Regions from separate parts of the Homo sapiens genome. Here region 2 is linked to region 1. A link is an interaction called in ENCODE POLR2A ChIA-PET data of the cell type or tissue named here. Cell type or tissue: Caco-2. All regions are shown on one strand.

Region 1 (4,000 bases):
CAGCGCAGTCCCACCTGCGCCAAGTCCCTCCCGGCCGCTGCCTGCAGTGTTGCCCTCTGGGCACAGAAAGACCTCATAGGTGCCACATTGGGTTTTGTTTATTTGTTTGTTTTGAGATGGAGTCTCACTGTGTCACCCAAGCTAAAGTAAGTTTGTTTTGAGACAAGAGTCTCGCTCTATCAACCAGGCTGGAGTAAAAATGTTGTGCTTATGTGCTGTACAGTTTGTCTCCAAAAAAGCAGTCAAAGGCAATACATGAGGGAATGGACACAGCTGTATTCCAGTAAAACTTTACTTATAAAAACAGGCCTGGGCTAGAATTGGCCCATAGGCGGTCTCTTGCTGACCCTGATTTATTTAGGTCATGGTTCTGTAAGTTGCCTACTGGAACCAGGCTCAAGCTGAGCGTGATCTCGGCTCACTGCAACCTCCACCTCCCAGGTTCAGGCAATTCTCCTGCCTCAGTCTCTGGAGCAGCAGGGACTATAGGTGCATGCCACCACACATGGCTAATTTTTATATTTTTGGTAGAGATGGGGTTTCACCATGTTGGCCAGGCTGGTCTAGAACTCCTGACTTTAAGTGATCTGCCAGCCTTCTCAGCCTCCCAAAGTGCTGGGATTACAGGCATGAGCCACCACGCCCGCCCTCATGTTGGGTTTTGATGCTTTTACTGGTCACAGCATTTTGTGGTTCAACCAGGAGGCATAATGCATTTTTAAATTTTGTTCCTGAATAATTTTGCATGGTGTGTGTTGATAAGCTAATTTCAGTCTGCCCCGTTGCCTTCTCTGGCCATTGAGCTGGGGATGTGGAGAATGAGGAGTGTTCTATGGATGGTGAGACGGGTCCCGAGCAACATCACCCTCAGTCCGGTCCTGCCTTTGAAACAAACAGTGTCCATGGAGGGGGCGGAGGAGGCTGAGCAGGAAGAACGGAATGGCCAGCCTGGCTTCCTCCTGGTCCTGGCTCTGCCGCCAGCACCTGCTGGTCTGGCCTCAGTTTTCTCAGCAGGAGAATGGGTGCATCTGATAAAGTCACATTGCTTCTGGCACAGACTTCAGCAAAGGCAGCCGGCAGGATGGGAGATGGTGTACACACACATGTGAGAGAGTGTGTGCCCATCGTCACGGCAGCCACTCCCCACAGGCTGTGTCACATAGACCTCAGGAGGTGGCTTCTGACAAAAACTGAAGATCGGAGGCTCTTCTGTCCCTGCTGCATGCCTGTACATGGTGGCCTTTTGCCTTCAGTGTTTTCCCCTTGCTCCATGAAGTGGATCCTGAACCCTTGTGAGCCGTCGAGAATGAGAGGTTCTTTTTAGTTCCTTTATGGAGGTAAAATACAGGTAACATAAAGTTAACGTTTTTTTTTTTTTCCCCGAGAGAGAGTTTCACTCTTGTTGCCCAGGCTGGAGTGCATTGGATGGTCTTGGCTCACTGCAACCTCTGCCTCCTGGGTTCAAGTGATTTTCCTGCCTCAGCCTCCCGAGTAGCTGGGATTACAGGTGCATGTCACCATGCCTGGCTAATTTTTGTATTTTTAGTAGAGACAGGGTTTCACCATGTTGGCCAGGCTGGTCTCAAATTCCTGACCTCAGGTGATCCACCTGCCTCGGCCTCCCAAAGTGCTGGGATTACAGGTGTGAGCCACCGTGCCCGTCCTGTGCAAGAGTTTTTATAGAGCTTAATCTCCGGTACCTTCCGGAGCTCAGCTAGTGGGGCCAGAAGTTCCCACCTTCTTAGACACCTGTGTTCCTGGTGACCAGTCCCAGTCTGAGACTGGGGCCCCCCACCCTAAGTCACCTCATTAGCATAAGCTCCAGTGGGGTCAAAAGGGACTCACTTCTGCTACTCAGGAAATTCTAAGGGTATTAGGATCTCTGTGCTGGGAACTGGGGACAAAGCCCAGTGTATTTCTTATCCCACAGAGGATGATTCGTGTTGTAGCGTGGATCAGTGCCTCCTTCCTTTTTATGGCTGGAGATACTCCGTTGTACGGTAGCTCATGTTTCGTGTCTCCATTGTGTGTGGGTGGGTGTTTTGTTCTTTCTGGGTTTTGGCTGTTGTAAAATGTGCTGTTGTGAACATTTGTATACATGTTTCGAATATTAGAGGGGGAGGGTGTGACATTTCCTCCCTCCGTTCATGGGGTGCCTGTGGGGCAGCAGGACCACCCGGCCATGCTCCTCCAGTGCCCGGGACTCTGGAATGAGTGTGGTCACTCATCCCTCCTTGACAGAAGAGGACGCAGACTTAGCTCGAATGCGGGCAGTGGGGAAGGCATGGAAGGGGCTGGGGTCAGGCAAGGTGGGCTGCTCCAGAGACCAGGCCCCTGCTTTGTGGCACCTTCCAGAAAAGGGGACCGAGGCTCGGGCAGGCTGGGTCTGGCTGCCTACAGACAGGCCCCCCGACTCGGAGTCCAGCACGTGGAGGACCAGTCTGGGGCGGGGGGCATTTCCTGTGGGTCCCAGAGCTGTTTCAGAACTCCTCACAATGATGGTTTCCACCTCTGTAAGAGTGATGAGCACCTCCAAAAATAGAGGTGCATCTGCAGGCTAACATTTTGTTGTTATTTATTTATTTATTTATTTATTTATTTATTTATTTATTTTTGAGATGAGTCTTGCTCTGTTGCCCAGGCTGGAGTGCAATGGCATGGTCTTGGCTCACTGCAGCCTCCGCCTCCCAGGTTCAAGCAATTCTCCTGCCTCAGCCTTCTGAGTAGCTGGGATTACAGGCACGCACCACCACACCCAGCTGATATTTTTTTTTTTTTTTTTTTTTTTTTTTAGTAGAGAGGGAGTTTCACTATGTTGGCCAGGCTGGTCTCAAATCCCTGACCTCATGATCCGCCTACCTCGGCCTCTGAAAGTGCTGGGATTACAGGCATGAGCCACCACTCCCGGCTCTATTTATTTATTTATCTTTGAGACGAGTCTTGCTCTGTTGCTCAGGCTGGAGTACAGTGGCATGATCTTGGTTCACTGCAGCCTCTGCCTCCCGGGTTCAAGCAATTTTCCTGCCTCAGCCTCCCGAGAAGCTGGGATTACAGACGTGCACCACCACGCCCAGTTAATTTTTGTACTTTTAGTAGAGATGGTGTTTTGCATGTTGGTCAGGCTGGTCTCTAACTGCTGACCTCAAGTGATCCTCCCGCCTCAGCCTCCCAAAGTGCTGGGATTACAGGCATGACCCACTGTGTCTGGCCTGCAGGCCAACATTTTAAATAGTTCAGTAATTCAGTTATTCGCTACTGGGGGAAGGAGCATCCCCCTTTAACAGATGCCGTTAAAATTTCCTAGAACCCAGTTGCGGATTTCTTAGAGAATTTGTTGAGATATAATTTACATAACATTGTGATTCACCCTTTGAAAACCTGCAGTGCCGTGTTTTTTAGTAAATTAGGGAGATTGTGCAACCATCGGAGTCGATTTAGGAACATGTTTATTCCCCCAATAAAGACGCCAAAACCATCAGCATTGCTCCCCACTCTGATCTTCCCTCCTCTTCCCAGCCCCTGGCAACGACTAATCTGTCTCCCGTCTTGGTGAGTTTGCCCATTCTGAGCATCTTACGTAAATGGAATCGTGCAAAATGGGATCCTTTGTGACTGGCTTCTTTCACTTAGCATCGTGTTACCGAGGTTCATCCGTGTTGTAGCCTGGGTCAGGCCTTTATTCTTTTTGATGGCTGAATCACGTTCCATTTTAAGGCTGGACCACAAGATGTTTATGCATTCCTCAGCTTAGGGATGTTGGGGTTACCTCCACTTTTGGGCTGTTATGAGGTATGCTGCCGTGAACATTCATATACACTTTTTTTTTTTGGTAGAGATGGGGTCTCCTGTACCTGCAGGCTGGCCTCACACTTATGGGCTCAAGCCACCCTCCCACCTCGGCCCCCCAAAGTGCTGGGATTACAGGTGTGAGTCACTGTGGCTGGCCTACATGTTTTTGTGTGGATGTATGTTTTATTATTTTTAGTTGTATGCCTAGGAG
Region 2 (4,000 bases), 55 kb after region 1:
TGGAATCGTAGGTTTCTTGCTAAAATACAAATTCTTCTTCCCACTTGTTCCCCTGGAGATTCGGATTCAGTAGATCTGGGTTGGCGGGGGAGGGGGGGCTGGGAACCTGAACATCTTATTGCTCCACAGGTGGCTCTGACGGCGTCCAGGATTGAGGATTCCTGGGCACGTCCCCACACCTGCGGCTCTTTGTTGTCCTGGTTCCGTTATGCATGCGGTGTCACGGTTGCCTTGGATGTAGGGTATTGCAGTGCTTCACCATGAGCGGGCGCCTTGCTTGGAGGCTTCTGCTGCTTCTTTTCAGCACCTGCCCTTTCCTCTTGCTGGTGGCCACTCCGATTGGTTTTCTTTGACACTGGGGTTGTCAAGATGAGATTCTGACCTTGGCTTCATTCTTCTGAGATCCTGAATTGTCATATGACCATTGCCTTTTTTGTTTGTTTGTTTGCTTTTAGAGCCTCATTATGTTGCCCAAATTGGCCCTGAACTCCTGGGCTCCGGCGATCCTCCTGTCTAGCCCTCCCTCCCAAGCAGCTGGGTCTGCAGGCACATGTCACCGTGCCCAGCTGTCATTGCCATTCTTAAAGGCCATGTGCCACTTGTTACCCAGTGGCTTCTTTGCACATGAGAGTGATGTAGTGGAGAAAGAGGAGCTGGCTGTGTTGAGGGGATCCAAGTGCTACCTTATTAACAAACTTTGAACCAGGCTTCCTGCCTTCAGCTCAGCGGGAGGAACCTGCAATTCCGTTCCTGGGCCTTCTTGCACTTCTGTGCTGCAAGCTGGTCGGCTTCTCCAGACCTCCCCTCGTCAGCAGTTGCACTCAAGGATCTTCCGCCATCTCTGGTTTCTTTCCCAGCTTCTCCTTTCCTGTTTGTCCTTGTGTTTATATGCATTAAAAATGAAATCCCTTCGCTGCTGTTTTTTGTGTGTGATTTCAAGCAGAGGTAAGGCTGATTTGCCACATGGAAGTGGAAGGTTGCTTTATGGCCAGAAATACACTAGACAGCCGGACGGGGCTGTGCCTCGTGGGCGTTGGTGGAGGGGAGGGACTGTCCGATGGTCTGACCTTGCCCCTGAATTTTTGCTTCCTCTCCAGTGGTATATGTAAGAGTGGTGGCTGGTAAAAATTCCGTCCTTCTTGGGTTGTAGCTTCAGCACTTCCTAAAAGTGTAAGTTCCTGAGCTGAAATTCATTTGATCCACATTGGTGTGTGGCCTAGTGTAGTGTGGCTTACGTGGATTGACAGGTTTGTTCAAACATGCCATTCCCGCCGCCCCCGCCAAAAAAATGCCATCTGTAGATGTTTTCTAGAAGCCTGTATGTATTTTCATTAGAAACTGAACTTTGTGTGTGGGGTTTTTTTTCTTTTTTTCTTTGCAACCTAGACTTTCACTGTCGACTTCTTGTACAAAGCGCTGTTAGATGGGCACAGGGTAAGGAACTTCGTGTTTTCTTGCTTTCCCTCTGCTCCTACCCTGGTAGGAAAAGCTGTTTTAACTGCCCAGACCATAAATTAACAAAGCTTGTCACCTCCTCCACATTTTTCTTTGGAAACCACTTCCTCTGTTCTCTTTCCTTCTATCCTGTACCTCTTGATAAAGAATGCCAGCAGGTAGACTCCATTCAAAGAAAAGCACATATTCTGTGCCCCGTGGTTTGTTCTGATAAATAACAAGGTGTTGGTCGGCACATCTGGAGTTAGATGTAATTGTGAGTACACCTGGAATAAGGATGCCCAGAGCTATTTGCTTCTGAGTCATGTTTTTCTGCAAGTGCAAAGTGAAGATAATGACATTTGTCCCCGGGAAATTCAGCAAGATGCTTGTCATTCCCAAGTGGCAGGCAGGTTACAGCGTGAACACTGGTTGTCAGCTCCCGGGATGTCCTGTGCCTGGAAGTCCTGTAACCTTAATTGGCCAGCAGAGGTTTGCATGAAGGTGGACTTTGAGACTCACATTGCAAGGTGGCACCTCGGTTATCGAGTCATCTGTAGTTTCTTGCAGCAGTGTTTTGTTGTTTTCAGTGTGTAAATCTTTCACATCTTTCGCCAAGATTTTCTCCTAAGCATGTCTTATTTTCTGTTGGCGTTTGTAAATAGAGTTGTTTTGACATTTCAACTTCCAATCATTCATTGCAATTATATAGAAATATAATTGATTGCTGTATATTCCTGTTGCCTTCTTCAGTCTTGCTAAAAATCACTTGTTCTAGTAGTTTTTTCAAGGATTCCAATGGATTTTCTATGGGGACAATCATGTCTTCTGCAAACAAGGATGGTTTTATTTCTTCCATCTCACTCTGGATGCATTTTATGTATTTTTCTTGTCTTGCTGAGGAGAAGTGTGAAAGTGGACGCCTCAGCCTTGTAAGATCAAGGATCTTAGGGAGGAAGTTCTCAGTCTTCCCATGTAAATACGGTGGACACTGTGGGTTTTTCAGAGATGCCTTTTCTCAGGCTGAGAAGACTCCCTTCCAGTTCTGCTTTGCTGAGGGATTTTATCCTGAATCTGTGTTAGATTTTATGAAATGCTTTTTCTGCAACTATTGAGCTACTCATAGGGTTTTTAGCTTTTGTTTGTTAATATGGTTTGTTAGTATGCTTTGATTTTCAAATGTTAAATCAACAGTTAATTTCAAATGTTGAACCAAATGTTAAATTTGATCAGTTCCTGATCAAAATCACACTTGGTTATGAAATATCCTTTTTACATATTGTTGGATTTGATTTGTTGTTTTATTTTGACTTTTTGCATCTGTGTTCATGAAGAATGTTGGTCTGTGTTTTCTTTTTCGTATCGGGGTAATATTGGCCTCACAGAAGGCATTGAGATGTTTCCTTTTATCCAGCTTTCTGGAAAAAAATATAATCCTCCAATTTTCTTTTGATTAATATTAACTTATTCTTTTATTTATTTTATTCATTCATTCATTCACTTCAGACGAAGTCTCATTCTGTCACCCAGGCTGGAGTGCAGTGGTGCAACCTCAGCTCACTGCAACCCCTGCCTCCCAGATTCAAGTGACTCTCATGCCTCAGCCTGCTGAGTAGCTGGGATTACAGGCGTGCACCACCACTCCCAATAATTTTTGTATTTTTAGTAGAGACAGTGTTTCACCGTGTTGGCCAGGCTGGTCTTGAACTCCTGGGCTCAAGTGATCCACCTGCCTCAGCCTCCCAAAGTGCTGGGATTACAGGTGTGAGTCACCGCGCCTGGCCAAATTAATACTAAGTATGCTTTTTTGTATCCAGTTACTTTTTATTTGTATTTGTCTTTATTTTTAAAGCATAGTTCTTTTTAAAGACTTTTTAAATTGTTGTAAAATGTGCATAGCATAATATCTATCATCTTAACCATTCAGGAGTGTACGACTCAGTGGTATTAAATACATTCACAACATTGTGTAACCACCACTCTGTCTATACCCAAAACTTTCTTTTGTCATTTTTCACAAAATCTCTGTGCCCATTAAACAATAGTTCCTCTCCCGTCTCTTTCTGGCCTCTGGTAACCACCAGTCTACTTTCTGGCTTTACGAATTTGGCTATTCTAGGTACCTCATATAAGTAGAATCATATAAGATGTCTCCTACTGTGTCTGGCTTATTTAGCATAATGTTTTCAAAGCTTGTGCATGTTGTAGCATGAGTCAGAATTTCCTTCCTTTTTAAGACTGAGTTTTATTCCACTGTATGAATAGACCACATTCTATTTATTCATTCATCAGTTGATGGACAGGTGAAAGGGTTGTTTCCACATTTTGGTGCTTGTGAATACTGTTGCTGTGAACATTCATGTACAAAGCTCTGTTTAAGTCCCTACGCTCTCTTCTTTTGGATTTATAACTAGGAGTGGAATTGCTGGATCAGATGTTACTCTCTATTTAAACTTCTGGAAAAGTGCTATCCTATTTTCCATAGTGGCCACGCCATTTACATTTCTACTAGCAGTGCATGAGGGTTCCAGTTTCTCTACATACTCACCAAATGTGTCATTTTCCA

The links. ChIA-PET counts read pairs that join two places held together with the same protein. Peaks named below come from ENCODE experiments on the same cell type or tissue, not always from the same donor. Only the 100,000 strongest peaks of a DNase experiment are listed, where the experiment ranks them.
Region 2: POLR2A ChIA-PET joins it to region 1 with 8 read pairs; 4 of 35 experiments call an interaction of 5 or more read pairs at or near these places.

The regions. Positions count from the first base shown.
Region 1 is chr11:71,232,976-71,236,975 of GRCh38, reverse strand. The region is part of intron 1 of SHANK2 (SH3 and multiple ankyrin repeat domains 2); the gene reads left to right. Among named protein-coding and RNA genes, the nearest start is that of SHANK2, 18 kb to the left of the region's middle. In Caco-2, no CTCF peak of the experiment used is centred here; no DNase peak of the experiment used is centred here.
Region 2 is chr11:71,177,920-71,181,919 of GRCh38, reverse strand. The region is part of intron 2 of SHANK2 (SH3 and multiple ankyrin repeat domains 2); the gene reads left to right. Among named protein-coding and RNA genes, the nearest start is that of SHANK2, 73 kb to the left of the region's middle. In Caco-2, no CTCF peak of the experiment used is centred here; a DNase peak (open chromatin) is centred at 1,869.